3 separate regions of the Homo sapiens genome follow, and regions 1 and 2 are each linked to region 3. Evidence: chromatin loops called from intact Hi-C (ENCODE). Cell type or tissue: heart left ventricle. All regions are shown on one strand. Links, peaks and the distances in the headings refer to the core of each region. The heading gives the core; the rest is flanking DNA. Region 1 overlaps SETD1B (SET domain containing 1B, histone lysine methyltransferase). Region 2 overlaps TMEM120B (transmembrane protein 120B). Region 3 has its middle 16 kb from the start of TMEM120B.

Region 1 (7,479 bases), core at 1,141-6,140, 110 kb before region 3:
ACTTGAGCCTAGGAGTTCAAGACCAGCCTGGGCAACGTGGTGAAACTCTGTCTTTACAGAAAAACACACAAATTAGCTGGGTGTGGTGGTACATGCCTGTAGTCCCAGCTACTTGGAGGCTGAGGTGAGAGGATCCCTTGAGCACAGGGAGGTTGAGGGTGCAGTGAGCTATGATTGCGCCACTACACTCCAGCCTGGACGATACAGCGAGACCCTGTCTCAAAAAAACAAAAAAAGGAAAAAAGTGGTCCAAGACAGGGCTCCGTGTAAAAGGCGGCATGAGGGGAGGTGAGGGGAGTCAAGTTCAAAGGGAGTCGCAGCTGTGAGCTGTCTGCAATGGGCGGGGGGGGCAGTCTGCACCAGCTATCCTGTGTACTACCACTAGGCACCTGTGGCTCCCGAGCACTTGAAATGTGGCATGTACAAAGGAGGAGTTTTAATTTTACTCTGTTTTAATTCATTTAAGTTAATTTGCACATTTATTTTTAGAGATGGGCTCTTGCTATACTGCTCAGGCTGATCTTGAACTCCTAGGCTCAAGCAATCCTCCCACCTCAGCCTCCCAAAGTGCTGGGATTAAAGGTGTACGCCACCATGCCTGGCCACTCATTTAAATTCAAAGAGCCGTGTGCATCTAGTGGCTGCTGAAGTGGAGCACAGTTTGCGGAACTTTGAAAGTGGCCACATGAAATGGAGCTCCCATAGTGGGGTCCACGGCAGCGTTTCCAGTTAACAGTCTCAGGGAAAGAGGAGGTGCCCGGCTGGGGACCTGCCCCCCTCCACAGCCACCCTGCAGAGCCCTGCACCCACCCACCCACCTTGGCCATCCGCTCCTTCTTGTCCCACCACTCGTCAAAGGCCCGGAAAGCCACCACTTCCACCATCTTGCGGTTCAGGTCACGCTTCATGATGGCCTTGAGTTCTTTGAGGACCACCAGCAGGACGCCATCCACCGTGGCTTTGTGTGGGTCCTCCTGGCGTGGCATGTAGCCTGGTGGAGGCACTGACGGGTCAAACTTGGGCAGTGGTGGCCAGTGCTGCCCGCGGCCTGGGCCGGAGTTGCTCAGGGAGAAGGGGCCCCGGTAGGGCGGCAGGTTGACAAACTGGAGCCCAGCTGAGGCAGCGGCGGCCGCAGCGGCCATGAAGGGCGGGTAGGGGCAGGCGCCCTGGCCCGTCATCAGCCGGCTGAGCACCTGCGTTTGCATCTGGAAGGACATGGGCATGCCGCCCCACTGGCCACCCAGCACGTGGCTCATGTCCACCTGCATCACAGGGAACAGGCCCGGCGGAAAGGGGGGCAGTGGTGGCAGGATGGGTGGGGGCGGGACTCCAGGCGGCGCTGGCAAGGGTGGTGGGGGCACTGTCACAGCAGGGTGGGCTGGAGGGGGTGGGGGCGGCGGTGGGGGCAGCGGTGGGGGCATGGGGAAGCCAGGCTGCGGTGGGGGTGGTGGTGGTGGGGGGGGCAGCGGGGGGAAGCCAGGTGGCGGGGGCAGCGGCAGGGTTGGGGCTAGCACAGAAGGGGCTGCCACGGCTGCCGCTCCTGGGGTCACCACCATGGGCTTGGGGCAGTCAGCGCTGGTGATGGGGGCCGAGGGCATCTCGTCATCCGAGATCTCCATGTCCTCGCCTGAGGACTGCTGGCCCTGCAGAGAGAGCAGGGAGAGACAGTGAGGTGAGTCTGGAAGGCCAAGGGGCTCTCGGAGTCCCCTCTGCAAGACTAGCAATCAGTGGCACTCCCAGCTGTGTGACCCAGTGCAAGCCATTCAGCCTCTCCAAGCCTCAGCGTCTTCATTTGCAAAATGGGCATCATAGTCCCTGCCTCATGGAGTTACCACTAGAATTCATTCATTCATTCCAATTCAACAAACATTTGCTCAGTACCTGTGTGCCAGGCACTGGTCTAGGTGCTGGGGACACAAAGTTGAAGAGGCAGGCAAACATCTTACTCTTGTGGAGCGGAGCCAGCAGGAAAAGGCAAAAGGATGATGAGGGTGAATACGGGAAACGTGAGGGAGAGAAAGAAGGCAGGGAGACGGGTGGGGCACAGAGGATGAAACTGTTGCAATTTCAGAGATTCTGTTGCAACTTGTGTGCAGAAATAGTTGCCACTTCCATAGTGTCTCTTATGTGCCAGGGCCTTTCTAAACGCTCCACATTTATTAACTCAGCTAATCCTCAGAACAGCCCTATTTTCAACTCCATTTTTGCCCCACGAGGAAACTGGGGCACAGAGAATTTAAGTAACCTGCCCAAGGCCACACAGCCAAGAAGAGATGGAGCCGGGATTTGAACCAGGAAGTGGTTCTGCAGCCTGTGCTCTCAGTCACCCTGCTGTCCTCACTCTGCGGCAGACGGCCAGGCAGGAAAGGTGACATTGGAGCGGGGGTTTAGCAGCACTAAGGCCCATAAACAGGAAGTGTGTTGTTATTTATTTTTCCTTGATTACTCTTTTCACCTAGTCTCGTGACTGCACAATCAGTGTGGGCCCGCGTGGGGCTAAGCGCTGCAGACGGCTGCCTCATTTTTTATCCGAAAGATAACCTCACAGGGCGGGGGGCTCTGCTCCGACCCATTTGACAGTTAATAAACACACTCAGAGCCTCAGCCGTGGCCCCGCGGCACAGCCAGTCAGAAGAAGGTCTGGAGCCCAGGACCTGCCCAGTGCGGGGCTGCAGCTGGGATCCAGGGCGGTGGTGAGGGGTAAATGTGGGAGGTGTCAAGGATGGGCGTGGGGCTTTAGGGAGCCGAGTGGACAGGTCTGGACTTGGGGTGGGGGGACCTTTGAAGGCTGAGGGGGAGTGGGGGTGGAGGTGGAGTCTGTGCAAGTTGCAAGATCAGAGGTCAGACTACAGGTGAGGAAGGCCTCAGAGGAAAACTGCAGGTAGCGGGGTAGGAGGACGGAGACTACCCAAACTAAGGCAGCGGCAGGAAGCTCTGGACTTTACCAGGTCCCCTCTGTGCACACATACACACACACACACGCACGCACGCACACACTCTCCTTCTCAGGATCCCCATGCACATCAAGAAGAGACAGACGGGCTCGGGTGGATCCTCAGAGAGCACTCCCCAGATCAGTCCTGGACAGAGCCGAGCACAGCGCGCCGCGGCACACAGAGGGTTAACCCGGGCCGCCGCCGCCAGCCAATCACAGGGAGGCAGATCCTGCGCTCCAGCCCCGGCCGGCCCTGCCCCTCCCTCTGCCCAGCAGTCTCGGGGTGAGAAGCGGCAGGAATTTGCTGAGAACTGGGAGTCCAGCAGGCCTGGCGGTGCCGGGAGCATCCTGTGCGGCACCTCACTTAAGCTGAGGTCCTGTGCTGCAGGGACTCTCACAGGCCCATTTGGCAGATGACGAAACTGAGACTCAGAAAGGCAAAAGTGCCTTTTCCAGGGTCACATAACCAGTAAGTGACTTGGCAGGACTCAAGAACTTGAGCCTGAACTTTTAACGACCAGCCACTGTTTAGAAGAAAAGCCCCCCCTGCACCCTCGGCTGGCCCCGCCTGCGCCGCTCCCCCACCTAGGATGGGACGGGGTCCAGCTCCCCGCACTGCGCGCGGCCGCAGAAAGCCCAGGCGCTATTCCCCGGCGCCAGCAGGGGGCGCCCGCGGGCCGGCCCGGAGCTTCCCGGCACTCGGCGACTCCCTGCGCTGGCGGCCGGGCAGTCCCAGACCCTCGCTCCCGGGGCCTCAGCCTGCCTTTCGCTCCAGCCACTGCGGGCCTCTCAGCCCTGGACCGTGGTCAGCATGGTAAACACTCCTCACCCCAGGCAGCCTAGACGGAGCGGAGGAGACGGGTGCCAGGGCCGGCGGCCCCCCTACAGCTGCACACCTGTCAACGCCCCCTGCCAAGGCCCCCTGCCTGGACCCCTTGATGCCAGAAACCACTTCCCCAGAACTGCTTGGAGGCCCCCTGGAGCCCCAGCCACCTGCAGCACCCTCCCAGGCAAGCCAAGTTCCTCTCGTTCCTCCCTGATGCAGCCAGACCCGCCTAATCAAAGGGCCCAAGAAGGGGGCAGTCCTCCTCCCCTCCGCCCACAGGGACGCAGAGCTCTGTCTAAGCCCCTGACTGCCCATGCCCACCGGGACTACGGCTCCAAGGCAGGTGCCTGGACCGAGAAGGAGGAGTGGAGCCAAGGAAGATGACCCAACACCCTCCCAGGGGAACCTGGCACGTGGCACCCTCACCCCCAACCCCTGGGCGGGACTTCCTGAGGCTGGAGGTTTAGGCAACGAGACCCCATGACCTGAGGAGAGGGTGGGGGATGGTCAACTTTGCCTTTTTCTGGCTACATGGCACCCCACCCCCACCCCAAGTTAGCTCTTAACTCCTTCATCCCTGGAGCCAGTGGGAGAAGAAGGGAAACCAGCACCCTCCCTGTCTGCCATGGTTTCCCCCTCTTCAGAGGGCACCAGGCTCTAGGAGACAATGCTCCGGGGCTTCACCCCACTTAGCCCAGCACAGTATTCTGGCCAATCTCTCTCCTCCCCTCTGCCTGAGGGCCAGGACTCTCCCTGATCATTCCCAAGCCACGCAACAGACAAGGGGACCAAGAGCCATCCCCACAGCTCATACTCTCTGAACTCTCAGCAAACGCCTACCAAAGCAGCTCAGGCCAGAATTTATCCCTAGGAAAAGCTGACTTCTTACCTAACAAGGAGAGCATCAGAACTAGGCCATGCTTTCCTTCTCTCCACGGCTGCTAGGGAGCTCATTGCCAAACCAATTGCTCAATCACAGCCCCTGGTGTTTTCTGCATCCCCTTTTTATTCTGTAAGTTCCACCTGTTATATTGGCTTTCCTAGCCCCATTGCTTCCGCATCTTAGCTAGTCATGCTAAATGCTTGAAGGGGGAAAGGGAGATACAAGATAGACAAAACCAGTCCCAGACAGATGGACAGACACGGTGGTACCTCATCCATCTTCTCTGAGGTCGGGGTTCTGTCTCCAACCAGGTCCAAGGCCACCTCAGCTGTCTGGCTCAGAAGCCCAGCAGGGTCCGGGGGGCCTGGCTCAGGTGGAGGCCGAGGCCCAAGGCCCAGGTCGAGCTCCTCGTCCTCGTCGGAGTCTGGGAGGGGTGTTGGGCTGATATCCTCCAGGCCGGTGCTGGAGGGGCGTGACGAGGGGGGCGTGGGGCCCCGGAAGCCTGGCTGGGAGTTGGTGCCAAAGGGGGCCAGTGGGGAGAGCTGGGAGGAGGAGGAGGAGATGGGGCTGCCCTCCATCTGCAGCTCGGTGTCCGAGTCCGGCTCCCTCAGGAAGAGCAGCTTGGTGCGCTGCTCCTTCAGCAGCATCTCGATGCGCGAGTCCAGGCTGTCGTGGGGTTTCTCTGGCCCTGCAGGGGACGACTCCAGCGTGGGCGTGCCAGGGCTGTCACAGGGCTCAGGACTCCAGCCGAAGGTGGGCCGGCCGCCCAGCTCCATGCTGTTGGTGTCGGGGGGCGGCGGGCCGGGTGGCGTGCCTGGCTTCTCCTTGGCCAGAGGCTCAGCAGGTGGCAGGGGTGGGGGCGCCGGTGCCCTCCGGAACTCCCCACTGTCGCGGGCCCCAAAAGCGGCTGTGGCGGTGGGCTCTTCCGGGGGTGGAGGGAAGTGGGCCACTGGGGTCTGATACGGAGAGAAAGCAGACTTGAATCCAGGAGCAGGGGTTGCTTGGGCGGGTGGTGGAGTGTGGGCAAATGTGGCTGAATCCTGTGGTTGAGCCTTGAACGGGGGACCGCTGCTGCCCCCAGTGCCGCCGACTGCTCCGAACGGGAGGTCCGAGGAACCCCGGAAAGCGGCTGTGGCCCCGGCCACCGCAGTGACCGCGGGAGAATTGTGTACATAATGATGTTCGTGGCGGCGGTTGTAGGCGTCCGTGAACTTGCTCTCGTGGCGCCGGGCCTTGAAGGTCACTGCAGGGTCCTGGCTGAAGAGGTATGAGGGTGTGGGCTGGCGGCTGGAGTAGCTGGAGTCCTGTGAGAAAGGGGTGCCCAGGCGCGGTGTGAGCGGGGTGCCCTGTCCATAGGAGTTGGGTGTGTCCAGGCGGCAGCTGGAATAAGCTGTGTCCTGGGAGAAGGGTGTCCCACCGCTATTGGGGGTGACAGAGGAGGAGCCGGAGCCACAGCCTGCAGACAGGCCTCCATCCTTGAGGCGCTTCAGGGCATCTGACAGCTAAGGAGAGACAGAGATGTCAGACCACTGGGGGAAAACATGCAATGGAACAGGGCTATTTTCCCTTCTCACTCTGGCTGCTGGGAAGCTCAGAGCCAAACTGCTCTAGAACTGCAGCATAAGGAATGGAAGTGGGGGAGATTGAGGAGGAGTGTCAGGATGGTACTAACTTTTTCTCTAATCTTAGGGGTAGCCAAATATGTTCAGGGAACCTTGAGGGTCATTCCTAATTCCAGAGGAGGCAGAGAAAAAAGAAGACTGTAACATCTTGGTTTAGGCTGGGATTTTCTTTCTGCCTCAGGCTGTCAGAAATCAAAGACCTTCCAGGCAGGATTATGACCAAGAACTACAATCTTGTGCACGAGAGGATGGCCAAGGGCTTTGTCCTCCTAGTCACCCAGTGCTTTAGGATTTAAAGTGATAAACAGAGGCCAGGCGTGGTGGCTCATGACTGTAACCCCAGCACTTTGGGAAGCCGAGGCAGGTGGATCACTTGAGGTCAGGAGTTCAAGACCAGCCTGGACAACATGGTGAAACCCCACCTCTACTAACCAAAAATATAAAAATTAGCCAGGTGTGGTGGCGTGTGCCTGTAATCCCAGCTACTCAGGAGGCTGAGGCAAGAGAATCACTTGAGCCCAGGAGGTGGAGCTTGCAGTGAGCTGAGATCGCACCACTGCACTCCAGCCTGGGGACAGACTGAGACTCTGTCTCAAAAAAATAAATAAAACAAAAAAAAAGTGATGAACAGGCCAGTGGCAGCTAGTCAGCCTGATGCCAGGGAGGAGCTGGCATGAGACTCGCCCCACGCGAGAGTTGTCCCTGTGTCCTGGAAGGCAGTGGTTTGGAAGGAGTCAGCCTTGCTCTGGAAGGCAGGGCATGAACTCTGGTTTCTGGGTTTAGGGGTAGTGGCATGCCCAGGACACCAGACACTAAGGACCCCGGAAACAGCAATGTTTGGCATCAACGTGGAAAAGCGGGCCAGGGCAGGCTCTGGGTCTGTGGGAATCACAGCCTGTGCTGGGGAGGGGAGAAGCCACAGGAAACAGAACCAATCCCATGGAGCCCTACTGCAGGAGCACTTGGGAAAATGGGGCTCTAGGCCCTGCTCCCAATTGTGGGGGGCGTGGCCAGGCTTCACACCCTCCTAGGCCTTGGTCTCCAAAGCTGGAGTGAGGTGGGGGTAGGCTGGGGGTCCCATAAGAGAGTTGGTGAGGCTTTCCAGAGGTGGGGGGCACATCAAAGAGCTGGCGATGGGGCAGACTGACGGCCATAAACCCACCTGCAGGGTCTCATTCACGATTGGAGAGACAGCGTCCAGCTCGCCCACTGG
Region 2 (7,479 bases), core at 1,507-6,506, 76 kb before region 3:
TGAAACCCTGTCTCTACTAAAAATACAAAACAAAACAAAACAAAACAAAAGCCAGGCATGGTGGCACGCGCCTGTAGTCCCAGTTACTCGGGAGGCTGAGGCAGGAGAATCACTTGAACCTGGGAGGCAGAGGTTGCAGTGAGCTGAGATTGTGTCACTGCACTCCAGCCTGGGTAACAGATCGAGACTCCCATCTCAAAAAAAAAAAAAAAAAAGGAGCAGGGCATGGTGGTGTGTGATTGTGGTCCCAGCTACTCCAGAGGCTGAGGTGGGAGGATCCCTTGAGCCCTGGAGGCGGAGGCTACAGTGACCTATGATGCCACTGCACTCCCGCCTAGGCAACAGACCCTGTCTCAAAAAAAAAAAAAGTAATTAAAAATTTTAAAATTCCTTGAGGAGGGCTAAACAAGGCATGCCTGTGGGCACTGCTGTGAGGTCTGGCCTAGGGATTTGTAGGGCCACAGTTAGGGGGAGCTGAGGCCCATATATGAATGGTGGGGCAGAGCACTCAGCCAAACCTGGTGGCCTCTCTGCCTCCCGTCGAATGCAGAATCTCACCCAAGCGATGCCCAGTGGCTCTGACCCCGCCTCAGGGTGCGGCCCCTGGGGGTGAGCCTGCCAGGCACCCCCACCTCCCTCCCACAACATCCAGAAGCTCTGGGAAGGAGGGGGGAGGTGGTTCCCCTCCACAGGGGCCAAGGGTCTTGGTCCCACTCTCCAAGTACCTGCCACGACACTGCAGGAAGGTGGGCTGCAGGATGGGGGGGTCAGGGAACCCCGAAGCACAGACGGGAACGTCCTTGTCCCCTTGGACGACCCAGGGCCCGGGGCGCCCTCTGGTGGCGAATCTTCTCACAGCCTGACTCAGGATGCCCCCAGCGCTCCAGGGGCAAGAAGAGCACGAGGCAGACGCGGTGGGTCTCTGAGAACTTAAAATAACCCTCACCACGTGGCGGGGTGGGCGAGGAGGGGGCTCACAGCAGAAGCAGAGTGGCCCCGGGGTGGGGGCGCCACAGGACACTGAGGGTTCACACCACCCCAGCCTGGGCCTGGTAAGTAGCAGGTCAGCATAAATCCAACCCCGCGAGGCACATCCAAACCCCACCCAGAGGGGTTCAAATGACAGGAGTGGGAACAGAGGGGCTCCCTGAGGCTTCAGGCCCCATCCCCAGGAAGACTGGCCCGGCCTCAGCCACCTTCAAGCACAGGAGTGAGGCCTCGGGTTCCAGGGACGATGGGGGACCCAGCATTAAATATGTCATAAATAGGTGGGCGGACACTGTGCGGACAGGCGGGGCTCACATTCCTCTAGACCACTGGGGTCCACTGGGGGACCAGGGCCTGGGCCCTCTCCCAGCGATGCCACGGGCCTGAGAGGGCTGCTGGGAAGGAGCCCGGGAGCCCCCTGCAGTCTGAAGTCCGGGCCGAGGGCACAGGAGCCCGAGGCTCACGGCTGCTTTGTCTTGCCTCTGTTCTTCTGGAGCTTGGCATGCACGACTTTGAGCGTGGTCAGGAAGTTGCCGAGGAAGAGGATGAGGAAGGTGAACGCCAGTACGAACACCTGGGGGAGTCCAGAGAGGAGGGCGAGGCTGGGGCATCTGCCCTGCTGAACCCCTGCCCCCAGCACCCCAGAATCTCCAGCACAGCTGCCCCCAAACTCCCAAACTGCAGGGTTTTGCCATCGAAGGCAGAGATTCAGGAGACCTGGGGGAAGGGTGAGGCCTCAGGCTTGGGCAGGGCCTGGGAAGGGCTCGATGGGGCGAACCTCCTTGGGATCCACAGATTGGGAGAGGCTCCACCCCTAGCCCTTCCAGAAGCCTCCCGCCAAGCAGGCCCCCCACAACACCCCACACCTGCCAGCCCAGCCCGCCCCAGGAACCTCCCCACAGCACACCACACACACGCACACACCCCACCCCCACATCTGCCATCCCAGCCCTCCCCAGGAATCCGCACCCCAGCATGCCACACATACACCCCATCCCTGCCACCCCAGCCCTCCCGGGAACCTCCCCCGAGCATGCCCCCACCCCCCATACCTGCCATTCTCTGCATTCCTCGTGGCTGGAGAGCTCAAACAGCGTGACGGCATTGTAGAGCTGCCAGAACTGGAGAGGAAGGCAGGCGCTGCTCACCCACCAGACTCCCCTGGCCGGCCACGTAGAAAGCCAGGGTGATGGCCAGGCCCCTCACCCAACTTTGGGTATCAACTACCCACAACACTGACAGACACCCCCAAAATGAAATGCAGGCACCCGAGGCCAGGGCAGAGCTAGGTCAGTTCTGGCTCCTGCCTTGGCATCCCTGGGCCCAGAGGCTGCCCCGGCCCCAGGATGCTGTGGGCCCCAGCATGGGGACGGATGGAGAAGGAGGGCAAGGCCTGAAGACCTTCTGTTCCTGGGGGTCAGCCCAGACAGGAGATACCCACAAACTCCAGGGGGACTCACATGGCCACAGAAGAGGAAGGGCAGGAGAAAGGTGAGGCCCCGCCACATCCAGGACTGGAACCCTTCTGTGGAGAGGAGGGAAGAAAAAGGACCCGCTGAGGGGGTCCGCTGCCCCCACAGCTCCACCAGACGCCCACCCCCAGCCACACCAGTCACCCTAAGATGAGCCAGGGACAGTCACACATGCGGGGGGTCAGCCCTCACCTGTCATAGCTGGGTGGGCATTCACTATGACAATAGCAACCCTGTCACCTGGCCTGACTGCTCTCTCTCTTCAAGCCACCAAGAGCCAGGTGACAACACACAGACACTGGGCGCTATGTTGTTACTAATTTCTTTAATCTGCACAGGGTTTTGCATTTTATAATGAATTTTCACATGCATTAGTTCTATCGAGTCTTGAGACAGGAGGACCTACTTAGGAGAGTAATTTGATGGAAATGACTATGTCAAAAGACAGCAGAGTTGGCCAGGTGCAGTGGCCCACGCCTATAATCCCAGCACGTTGGGAGGCCAAGGTGGGCAGATCACTTGAGGCCAGCAGTTTGAGACCAGCCTGGCCAACAAGGTGAAACCCCATTTCTACTAAAAATACAAAAATTAGCCGGGCGTGGTGGCACATGCCTGTAATCCCAGCTACTCAGGAGGCTGAGGCGGGAGAATCACTTGAACCCGGGAGGCGGAGGTTGCAGTGAATAGAGATCGTGCCACTGCAATGCAGCCTGGGCAAGAGTGAGACTCCGTCTCAAAAAAAAAAAAAAAAAAAAAAAAGATAGCAGAGTTGTATTAAAAACAGTTTCCCCTGAAATTCTCAATGAGGTGTCTCCTCACTTTTCTGGCTGGCACTCCTATGGCTTCAGAGTGAGGCATGTCTCCCCCGTGTACATGCATTTATATACTTATACGTGTTGGTATGTAGACATGTTACACACAAATGGCTAATTTGTGTGTGTGTATTCTAGAACACACACAAAAAAATAGACACTTCCAGAGGCTGAGACAGAGGCCCTGCCCTCGGGGCCTGGTATGCAGCTGGCCTGGCACTTGGCAGCTGAAACAGAATCCAGGATGAATTCTGGAAGGCGCTTCGGATAAAGGGCAGCGGCCTGGCTCCGCTGTATGGGAGGTGCTCGCAGGGCTGCACTCCCGGTGTGGGGAGCTGGCAGGTCCAGTACCTGCCCCGGCTCCAACCCAGGCCCAGCTACTCACCCACTGTGAGATCCAGGTGGTTCCTCTCCCCCAGGGCCCGCAGCCGGTAGAGGCAGCCCCTCTGGTAATAATATTGCAGGAACTGGACGCAGCCTGCAGGGGGAGCACAGCACCTGGGCTCAGGGCCTGGTGTCCCCGGAAGACAGGGCCACACCTCTCTGCCCCAAGCACAGGCTGATGGGTCTTTACTGGGCAGAAGCAGAAAGGGTGCCCTGGTTACAACCCTCTCCCACGCCCACACACCACAAACAGACACACACACTCTGGTCTGAACCTGCTTTAGCCCTTATCCAGAACACAGAGAGAACACAGGTATGTGAGGACCCATCTAAGCCCCAACTAGATTTGAAACTTCTGGAATTTTCCATGCAGTAGACACTCAATAGATGCTTGCTGGAATGCAAGCTATGCCAGTGCTATGTTGGGAGCTCTGTGCAATGCTAAGACACAAGACAGAGTTCCATCCAATGGGATACTTCGTTGTTGCTAAAAATGAGGTGGTAATGACATGAAAAATAGCCATGATAAACTGTTAAAAATTCAAAAGGCAGGTTATAATAGTAAAGCTCTATGTACAGAAAGGTCCCATACTTGTAAAAGATACATAATGTAATACACACATGTATATACCTATTTATGAATAAAAACTTTTGAGAGGACATAGATCTTAACTAACGTCACCTCTAGGGTGGGCTGATATACAATTTCCATTCTTGGCTTTATACATTTGTATTTGTTTGCAAGCAGGTTTTAACTTAAAATGTAGGTTGTAGTATCTGAAAAGTCAATACAGCCAGGCGTGATGGCTCATGCCTGTAATCCCAACACTTTGGGAAGCCAAGGCAGGCAGATCCCTTGAGGCCAGGAGTTCAAGACCAGCCTGGCCAACTGGTGAAATCTCATCTCTACCAAAATACAAAAAGTAACCAGGCATGGTGGCAGGCACCTGTAATCCCAGCTACTTGGCAGGAGAATCGCTTGAACCGGGAGGTGGAGGTTGCAGTGAGCCGAGATCACAACACCGCACTCCAGCCTGGGTGACAGACAGAAACTCCATCTCAAAAAAAAAAAAAAAGAAAGAAACGGTACGGCGTGGTGGCTCATGCCTGTAATCCCAACACTTTGGGTGGCAGAGGTGGGTGGACCACCTGAGGTCAGGAGTTCCAGACCACCCTGACCAACATGGTGAAATCTCATCTTTATTAAAAATAAAAAAAATTAGCTGGGCGTGGTGGTGCGCACCTGTAGTCCCAGCCACCCGGGAGGCTGAGGCAGAAGAATCGTTTGAACCCAGGAGGCGGAGGTTGCAGTGAGCCAAGATCGCGCCACTGCACTCCAGCCTGGGCAACAGAGCAAGACTCCATCAGAAAGAAAGAAAGAAAGAGAGAAAGAGAGAGAGAGAGAAAGAGAGAAAGAGAGAGAGAGAGAAAGAGAAAGAAAGAAAAAGAAAGGAAGAAAAAGAAAGAAAGAAAGAGAAAGAAAGAAAGGGAAAGAAAGGCAATACACACATGGGATAAAATTTAAAGGGAACAAACAGGTTGGTGAAAAGTAAGACGCTCTCCCTGTCCCCAAGCATTCAAGCCCCCTTCCCCAGAGGCAACCCTTGGGACCAGTATACAAATCCAGAGCAATTTTCAGATGAGAAAAATAATATATATTTCCATTTGGAGGACTTATTTAGGACTGGAAAAAAGGCTGGTATCCCCAATGCTACTCAGTTCCCAAAGGTCACAGTTGGCAGGGTTCCAGCCTGGGGAAGGAGCAGGCAGTGCTGGGGGCTGGGAGGTGGGTGGAGCTGACCTGGGGCGGGGACAGCTCTCCTTCTGGATTTCTGGGACCCTCTCCCCCAGTCTGGTCTCCCTGCCACACAGGCAAGCACTGATTGATGTCAGCTGGGGCCCTCCCTTGGTGAAAGTCTCAGAAAACCATGTCCCTTCCCCCAAATCCAGGCAACAGTCACTCACTCTGAAAAATGGAAAATGCTAAGAACTGGTTGCGAAACTTCTGATAAATGGGTCCATTAGGCCTGGAGAGAAGGTAGGAAAAAACAAAGGTGGGGCCCACTATGAAATGAGACATTCCTCCCCGCCCCAACTCCATTCCAACCAGAAGAGGCGAAAAGGTGTATAAAGTCAAACTGAGGTCCAGACTTCCGCCCTTCTATCCCTGGGGCTGGGCGAGGTCATCCCATCTTCCTTTCTAGAAGCACAGGGGTCCACATGGCCGTGCAGAAGCGCTAACTCCCTGTGACCCCTCTGTCCTCCGCAGTCTCCTTCAGTGCCCAGCCTCACTCGCTCCCTCCAGCCTTGCAGCCCCGCTACCTCTGCCCTGGCCAGGGACACCCGAAACCATTCCCTGGAGAACCCCTCACGGGCTGGGTGGGGCCCGCGCAGCCCGGCGCAGCTGCAGGCTCATACTTTCTTTCCCAAGTTGGCCCTGGAGCACACCCCCCACCGCTGTCTGGATCAGCCCCCTCCCCATTCCCGGGCCCCAGGCTCTACTCCCTGGGAGGCTGGAGGGGCCCAGCGAGGGGCTACTCACCAGGTCAGCATCACTCCGGACAGGAATGTGGAGACGTAGTGGTGAGACACCCACCAGCCTTTAATTCTCGGGAGAGGGAGAGAACGGAAAGTGCTCAGGAGGGGAGAGCAACGCAGGCATGTGTCTCGCTGAGGCCCCACCTATGCAGCAGGGGTTACTCTGCACTCAGAGACGGCTTCTTGGAGTAAGAAACAGACTGGAACCCTGACCGTGCCCTCCTCTCTGTCCCACAGGGCTGCACCATCCCACACAAACCAGCTGCAGATTAGCCTGGACTCCCACTTGGGCTTCCAGTGGTTTCCAGCAACCCTCAGAGCACACCCCTAGCCTCACCTGCCTTCAAGCCTCACTCCTGTCCTCCCCACCTGGTCCTCTCCCCAGCACGCGGGCGCTCCAGGCACGGCTCCTGTCCTCCCCACCAGGTCTTCTCCCCAGCACGCAGGCCCTCCAGGAATGTGGGCTCTCCTAGAACCCGCCAAGCCTGCCTGCTGCCACCTCAGGGCCTCCTACAGACTGAATAGTGGCTCCAATTCCTGCACTGAAGCTGAGCCCCCCAGCACCTTAGAACGTCCGTGACTGTATTTGAAGACAGGGCCTTTGAAGAGGGGACTGAGGTAAAACAAGGTCACACTGGTGGGCCCTAGTCCAGTGTGACTGGTGTCTCTGCAAGAAGGGGAGAGACACCAGGGCTGTTTGTGCACAGAGAAAAGGCCACATGAGGACACACGGGGAGATGCCATCTGTGAGCCACAGAGAATGGTCTCAGGAGAAACCAGCCCCGCCAGTACCTCCATTCTAGACTTCCAGCACCAAACTGTGAGGAAATACACTCTGTGGCTTAGGACACTCGGCGGGCGGTACTTCCTACAGCTACACCCAGCGGGCTCACCCAGGGCCTTTGGACTTGCTGCTCTCTCTGCTCCAAGACCTTGACGTGCCTGGCTCCTCGTCCAAGTGCAAGCTTCAGACTAGCTGTCACCTCACAAAGGCCTCCTGACCGCCTTATCTGAACCAGCCTGATGGCCCCACTCGGATCACACTGCCCCACTTCACCTCCTTCATGGCATGGATCACTGTCTGCAATTACGTGCCTTTCTTCCTGTGATCTGCCCCCTCTCCCACCCCTATGTCACCTCTAGATTGAGCAGGGGTCTTGTCTCTATTGTTCACCAGTCTATCTGTGACCCTGGGTTCCAAGCAGCTGCTCAATAAATGTGTTGAATAAGCATGCATGTACACACACACACACACACACACGTTTTCTCTTTTCCAGGCAGGGTCT
Region 3 (6,676 bases), core at 347-5,346:
ACGGAGTCTCTCTCTTTTGCCCAGGCCGGACTGCTGCAGTGGCGCTATCTTGGCTCACTGCAAGCTCCGCCTCCCGGGTTCACGCCATTCTCCTGCCTCAGCTTCCCGTATTTGTGTTTTTTAAAAAATAAATGTTTTGGGCAGGGCGAGGTGGCTCACGCCTGTAATCCCAGCACTTTGGGAGGCCGAGGCGGGCGGACCCCGAGGTCAGGAGATCCAGACCATCCTGGCTAACACGATGAAACCCCGTCTCTACTAAAAACACAAAAAATTAGCCGGGCGTGGTGACGGGCACCTGTATTCCCAGCTACTTGGGAGGCTGAGGCAGGAGAATGGCGTGAACCCGGGAGGCGGAGCTTGCAGTGAGCCGAGATCGCACTACCGCACTCCAGCCTGGGTGAGAGAGCGAGACTCCATCTCAGATAGATAGATAAATAAATAAATAAATAAATGTTTTGGTCAGGCACAGTGGCTCATGCCTGTAATCCCAGCACTTTGGGAGGCTGAGAGGATAGATCACTTGAGGTCAGGAGTTTGAGACCAGCCTGGCCAACATGGTGAAACCCCATCTCTATTAAAAATACAAAATTAGCCGGGCGTGGTGGCGCATGCCTGTAATCCCAGCTACTTGGGAGGCTGAGGCAGGAGAATTGCTTGAACCTGGGAGGTGGAGGTTGCAGTGAGCCAAGATCTCACCACTACCCTCCAGCCTGGACGACAGAGCGAGACTCTGTCTGCAAAAAAAAAAAAAAAAAAAAAAAAAAAAAAGGAAGCAATAAAGATAACACCTGTATTAAGATATCATTTACCCCTTTAAGTTGGTTTTAAAAGCAATAATTCAGTGGTTTTTAGTAAATTCATAGGTTATACAACCACTACCATGACCTAACTCCAGGACATTTTCATCATGCTCCCCCAAAAAACCTCATACCCATTAACAGTCACTCCTTTACCATCAGCTCCTGGAAGCCACTAATCTACTTTCTCTATAGAGATTTGCCTATTCTGGCCGGGCACGATGGCTCACGCCTATAATCCCAGCACTGTGGGAGGCCGATATAGGCGGATCATGAGGTCAGGAGATCGAGACCATCCTGGCTAACACGGTGAAACCCTGTCTCTACTAAAAAAAATACAACAAAAATTAGCCGGGCATGGTGGCGGGCGCCTGTAGCCCCAGCTACTCTGGAGGCTGAGGCAGGAGAATGGTGTGAACCCAGGAGGCAGAGCTTGCAGTGAGCCGACATTGCGCCACTGCACTCCAGCCTGGGCGACAGAGCAAGACTCCATCCCAAAAAAAAAAAAAAAAAAAAAAAAAAGATTTGCCTATTCTGGACATTTCATATGAATGGAGTCTTACTATGTATGGTCTTTGGTGACTTTTGTAGAGCTGAATCTCACCATGCTGCCTAGCCTGGTCTCAAACTACTGGGCTCAAGCAATCCTCCAGCCTCAGCCTTTCCCAAAGTGCTGGGATTACGGGCATGAGCCACCATGCCCACCCTCCAATGGCATCCTTTATATTTTTCTTTCTTTTTTTTTTTTTTTGAGACGGAATTTCACTCTTGTTACCCAGGCTGGAGTGCAATGGCACAATCACGGCTCACCGCAACCTCCGCGTCCCAGGTTCAAGCAATTCTCCTGCCTCAGCCTCCCGAGTAGCTGGGATTACAGGCATGCGCCACCACGCCCGGCTAATTTTGTATTTTTAGTAGAGACGGAGTTTCTCCATGTTGGTCAGGCTGGTCTCGAATTCCCGACCTCAGGTGATCTGCCGCCTTGGCCTCCCAAAGTGCTGGGATTACAGGCATGAGCCACCGCGCCCGGCCGGCATCCTTTATAGCAAAGGATCCAATCCAAGATTCTCCATCACATTCAGGTGTCATGTCTCTTTGGCTGCCTGTAATATGAAACAGTTCTTCGATCTTTTTTTTTTTTTTTTTTGTCACCTAGGCTGGAGTGCAGTGGCGCGATCTTGGCTCACTGTAAGCTCCGCCTCCCGGGTTCACACCATTCTCCTGCCTCAGCCTCCGGAGTAGCTGGGACTACAGGTGCCCACCACCGCACCCGGCTAATTTTTTGTATTTTTAGTAGACACGGGGTTTCACTGTGTTAGCCAGGATAGTCTCGATCTCCTGACCTTGTGATACATCCGCCTCGGCCTTCCAAAGTGCTGGGATTTACAGGCATGAGCCACCGCGCCTGGCCTTTTTTTTTTTTTTTTTGAGATGGAGTCTTGCTCTGTTGCCCAGGATAGACAGGATGGAATGTGATGGCATTCCATGATCTTGGCTCACTGCAACCTCCGCCTCCCAGGTCAAGAGATTCTCATGCCTCAGCCTCCTAAATAGCTGGGATTACAGGTGCCCACCACCACACCCAGCTAATTTTTTCCTTTTTTGATAGTGACAGGGTTTCACCATGTTGGCCAGGCTGGTTTCCAACTCCTGACCTCAGGTGATCCACTGGCCTCAGCCTCTTAAAGTGCTGGGATTACAGGCATGAGCCACTGTGCCTGGCCTCCTTATTGTATTTATTTATCCAATCATCACACCTGATACATAACCCATCTCCCATCACTGCCACCACCCTCTTCCCAGTTTTTGCATCCTCCCTCCTGCCCCAAATAAATGTATCTTAATGAAAGGGATGATGAGAATGATTTTTTTGGCTTGGTGTCCAAATTTAAAGTTTTAGCCAACATGGTGAAACCCCATCTCTAGTAAAGATACCAAAATTAGCCGGGCATGGTGCGGGCGCCTGTAATCCCAGCTACTCATGAGGCTGAGGCAGGAGAATCGCTTGACCCCAGGAGGCAGAGTTTGCAGTGAGCCAAGATCACGCCACTGTACTCTAGCCTGGGCAACAGAGCGAGATCCATCTCAAAAAAAATAAAATGAAAGTTTTCCAATGAGGCCCTGTTTACCAGGTTATTTTCTATTATGGCAGATATGGCTGGGAAATTTATAAGAAATGTTTTCCAATGACCAGGTAAAGGGCTGGCTGCTGCTTACGTTTTTGTTTTGATTTGCTTTTTGGGCTACAAGATTAAATCTTATTTTATTCTGCCACCTGCTGGCAACATCTTGAAATTTCTTTCATCTAACAAAAGGCGAAACGTTTGTTGAAGATTTATTAACAAATATTATTTTTCCATTTTTCTCACAATCTGAAAACCTACCACTCAAAGAAAAACTCACTGATATGATTAGATGGTGTAAACATTCATCCTTATTCATCTTTGATAAGGCAAAACATTTGCTTTCCAAATTTTCCACAGTAATAATGTGAAACAGTAATAATCTTTTGTGCATAAAATGTACGGATGTAGGCCGGGCATGGTGGTTCACGCCTGTAATCTCAGCACTTTGGGAGGCCGAGGCGGGTGGATTACAAGGTCAGGAGATCGAGACCATTCTGGCTAACACAGTGAAACCCCGTCTCTACTAAAAATACAAAAAATTAGCCGGGCGTGGTGGTGGGCGCCTGTAGTCCCAGCTACTCGGGAGGCTGAGGCAGGAGAATGGCGTGAACCCGGGAGGTGGAGCTTGCAGTGAGCTGAGATCACGCCACTGCACTCCAGCTTGGGTGACAGAGCGAGACTCCATCTCAAAAAAAAAAAAAAAATGTACAGATGTAATTTAAATAATAATTACAAAGTCAATCTGTGTAACTGACCCAGGTCAAGAAGAAGACATTGCCATCATTCTTTTCTTTTTTTTTTTAGATGGAGTTTTGCCCTTGTTCCCCAGGCTGGAGTACAGTGGCCTGATCTCGGCTCTCTGCAACCTCTGCCTCCAGGGTTCAAAGGATTCTCCTGCTCAGCCTCCCAAGTAGCTGAGATTACAGGCACCCACCACCATGCCCAGCTAATTTTTGTATTTTTGTAGAGATGGTATTTCACCATATTGGCCAGGCTGGTCTCAAACTCCTTACCTCAAGTGATCCTCCCACCTTGGCCTCCCAAGGTGCTGGGATTACAGGTGTGAGCCACTGGGCCTGGCCATGCCATCGCTTTAAATGACCAATGTCCCTCTTCTCCGATCCTGGCTCTCTCTCTCTTCCCCTCAAAGGATTACCCTGACTTTGGGAATAATCATTTGAGTATATACTGCTTTTGTAATCAGAAAATAACTAAAGTATTAATTGTTCAAATTAATCATATAAAAATTTTGATGTGGCGATTTAATCTGGAAATTTACATGGTTATTTCTGCATTTAACAAAGACATCCTGAGTTCAACATCATTAATTATTAGGGAAATGCAAATCGGATCAGAGTGATCTCACTCACTAGAATAGCTAAAGTTAAAAAGACAATCATAAATGTTAAAGATGTGGAGAAATTAAGACCCTCACGTATTACCGATGGGAATGTGAAATGGTGCAGCCACTTCGGAAGACAGTTTGGCAGTTCCTCAAAATATGAAACACCGTTACCATACGACAGAGCGATTCCACTTCTGGGTGTAGCACCAAACGAAATGAAACATTATGTCCACACAAAAACTTGTACACAAATGTTGATACTAGCATTATTCCTAAAAGCCAAAAAGTGGAAACAATGCAAGTGTCCATCCACTGATGAATGAATAAACAAAATGTGATCTACCGCACAATGGAATATGATTCAGCCATCCAACAGAATGATGTATTGACACAGGTTGTCACATGGAAAAACCTTGAAGACATCGTGGGAAGTGAAGGTCGTGCATCACAAAAGACTACATAGGGTATGATTCCACTTATAGGAAATGTCCAGAACAGGCAAATTCAGAGAGACAGAAAGCAGAGAAGTGCTTGCCAGGGGCTGGGGGAGTGGGGAAAGGAAGAGTGACAACTAATGGGTATCAGGTTCCTTTCGAAGTGATGAAAATATTCCAAAAGTAGATAGCGGTAGTGGTCGCACAACCCTGTGAATACCTTAAAAACCACTAGATTAGAATTACATATTATTATATAATTATATATATATATATATATATATATTTTTTTTTTTTTGAGACGGAGTCTTGCTCTGTCATCCAGGCTGAAGTGCAGTGGTGCGATCTCGGCTCACTGCAAGCTCCGCCTCCCAGGTTCGCACCATTCTCCTGCCTCAGCCTCCCAAGTAGCTGGGACTACAGGCGCCCACCACCACGCCTGGCTAATTTTTTATATTTTTAGTAGAGATGGGGTTTCGCCATGTCAGCCAGGATGGTCTCGATCTCCTGACCGCATGATCCACCCGCCTCGGCCTCCCAAAGTGCTGGGATTACAGGCATGAGCCACCGCACCTGGCCTCTTTTTTTCTTTTTTTGAGACAGAATCTCACTCTGTCACCCAGGCTGGAGTGCAGTGGCACGATCTCGGCTCACTGCAACCTCCGCCTCCCAGGTTCAAGTGATTCTTGTGCCTCAGCCTCCTGAATAGCTGGGACTACAGGTGTAAGCCACCATGCCCAGCTAATTTTTGTATCTTTAGTAGAGATGGGGTTTCACCATTTTGGCCAGGATGGTCTCGATCTATTGACCTCGTGATCTGCCCACCTCGGTCTCCCAAAGTGCTGGGAATTACAGGCGTGAGCCACCAGGCCTGGCCTTTTAAAAAATATTTAATTTATTTATTTATTTGAGACAAGGTCTGTCTCTGTCGCCCAGGCTAGAGCACGGTGATGTGATCTCAGTTCACTGTATCCTTGACCTCCCAGGCTCAAGTGATCCTTTTACCTCAACTTCTCGAGTAGCTGGGACTACAAGTGCATGCCACCACACCCGGCTAATTTTTTACATTTTCTGTAGAGATGGCAGTCTCAGTATGTTGACCAGGCTGGTCTCAAAGCGATCCTCCTGTCTTGGCCTCCCAAAGTGCTGGGATTACAGGTGTGAGCTACTGCACCTGGCATATAATTATACATTAATCCCCACTTTCTCACTCTCCAGAAGCAACCACTATTGTGAACTTGGGGTATATCATTCTAGTTCAATTTATGTTCTTTTATATCTCATTATGTTGTGTACTGTTCATCTTGTAAATAAATTGTATACTAATCTATTACATTTAAAACAACAATGTGCTGAGACTTGCTTTTGTCAGCTTTTTTTTACATTTATATTTTCTCACGAAATAAGCATAGAGGAAAGCACAAAAACCATTATGTACAGTTTGTCAAGTAATAGTAAGCTGAACACCTAGGTACATACCACCCAGGTCATGAAATTAATCACTGCCAGAGCCCAGAATCCTGGAACATGCAGACTCTCAGCCTTGGCCTCCTTCTTTCCCCCAGACGTAACCACAGCCTTGCTTTTCTGGTAATTTAGTTGCTTTTCTTTGTAGTTTTACCACTTATATTTATTTTTCCTGGTTTGGATCTTTTATTTTTAAAGTTATGTATGAACATAATTATTTTTATTTATTTATTTATTTATTTTTTGAGATGGAGTCTTGCTCTGTTGCCTAGGCTGGAGTGCAATGGTGCCATCTCAGTTCACTGCAACCTCCACCTCCTGGGTTCAAGTGATTCTCCTGCCTCAGCCTCCTGAGTAGCTGGAATTACAAGCGCATGCCACCACGCCAATTTTTGTATTTTTAGTAGAGACAGGGTTTCACCATGTTGACCAGGCTGGTCTCGAACTCCTGACCTCAGATGATCTGCCCGCCTCAGCCTTCCAAAGTGCTGAGATTATAGGCGTGAG

What was found. A loop is a pair of places that touch in the nucleus more often than their neighbours do. Peaks named below come from ENCODE experiments on the same cell type or tissue, not always from the same donor. Only the 100,000 strongest peaks of a DNase experiment are listed, where the experiment ranks them.
Region 1: it touches region 3 in a loop (5-fold over the local background); 13 of 110 quality-filtered maps call a loop at or near these places.
Region 2: a loop joins it to region 3, with 9 times the contacts of the local background. A loop is called at or near these places in 104 of 110 quality-filtered maps.

The regions. Positions count from the first base shown.
Region 1 is chr12:121,808,270-121,815,748 of GRCh38, reverse strand. It overlaps SETD1B (SET domain containing 1B, histone lysine methyltransferase), which reads right to left. Exons shown (of 17, transcript NM_001353345.2): 5 at 7,429-7,479; 6 at 4,914-6,146; 7 at 819-1,643. Among named protein-coding and RNA genes, the nearest start is that of SETD1B, 8.0 kb to the right of the region's middle. RefSeq lists enhancers at 1,143-1,649, 3,952-4,564, 4,609-5,418 and silencers at 3,168-3,257, 3,398-3,717. In heart left ventricle, for the core only: CTCF peaks have their summits at 3,362 and 3,592 (motif pointing right); DNase peaks (open chromatin) are centred at 2,620, 3,158, 3,628, 4,152 and 1 weaker place; H3K4me3 peaks cover 2,172 bases; H3K27ac peaks cover 1,185 bases.
Region 2 is chr12:121,769,691-121,777,169 of GRCh38, reverse strand. TMEM120B (transmembrane protein 120B) reads right to left here. Exons shown (of 12, transcript NM_001080825.2): 7 at 6,198-6,263; 8 at 5,621-5,682; 9 at 3,657-3,749; 10 at 2,448-2,512; 11 at 2,040-2,108; 12 at 1-1,561. The coding sequence ends at 1,448. Among named protein-coding and RNA genes, the nearest start is that of RHOF, 20 kb to the left of the region's middle. RefSeq lists silencers at 1,893-2,187, 3,839-3,888 and an enhancer at 6,576-7,088. In heart left ventricle, for the core only: CTCF peaks have their summits at 3,550 and 3,756 (motif pointing right); a DNase peak (open chromatin) is centred at 3,769; H3K27ac peaks cover 964 bases.
Region 3 is chr12:121,693,685-121,700,360 of GRCh38, reverse strand. No RefSeq gene overlaps it. Among named protein-coding and RNA genes, the nearest start is that of TMEM120B, 16 kb to the left of the region's middle. In heart left ventricle, for the core only: CTCF peaks have their summits at 2,873 and 3,073 (motif pointing left); no DNase peak of the experiment used is centred there.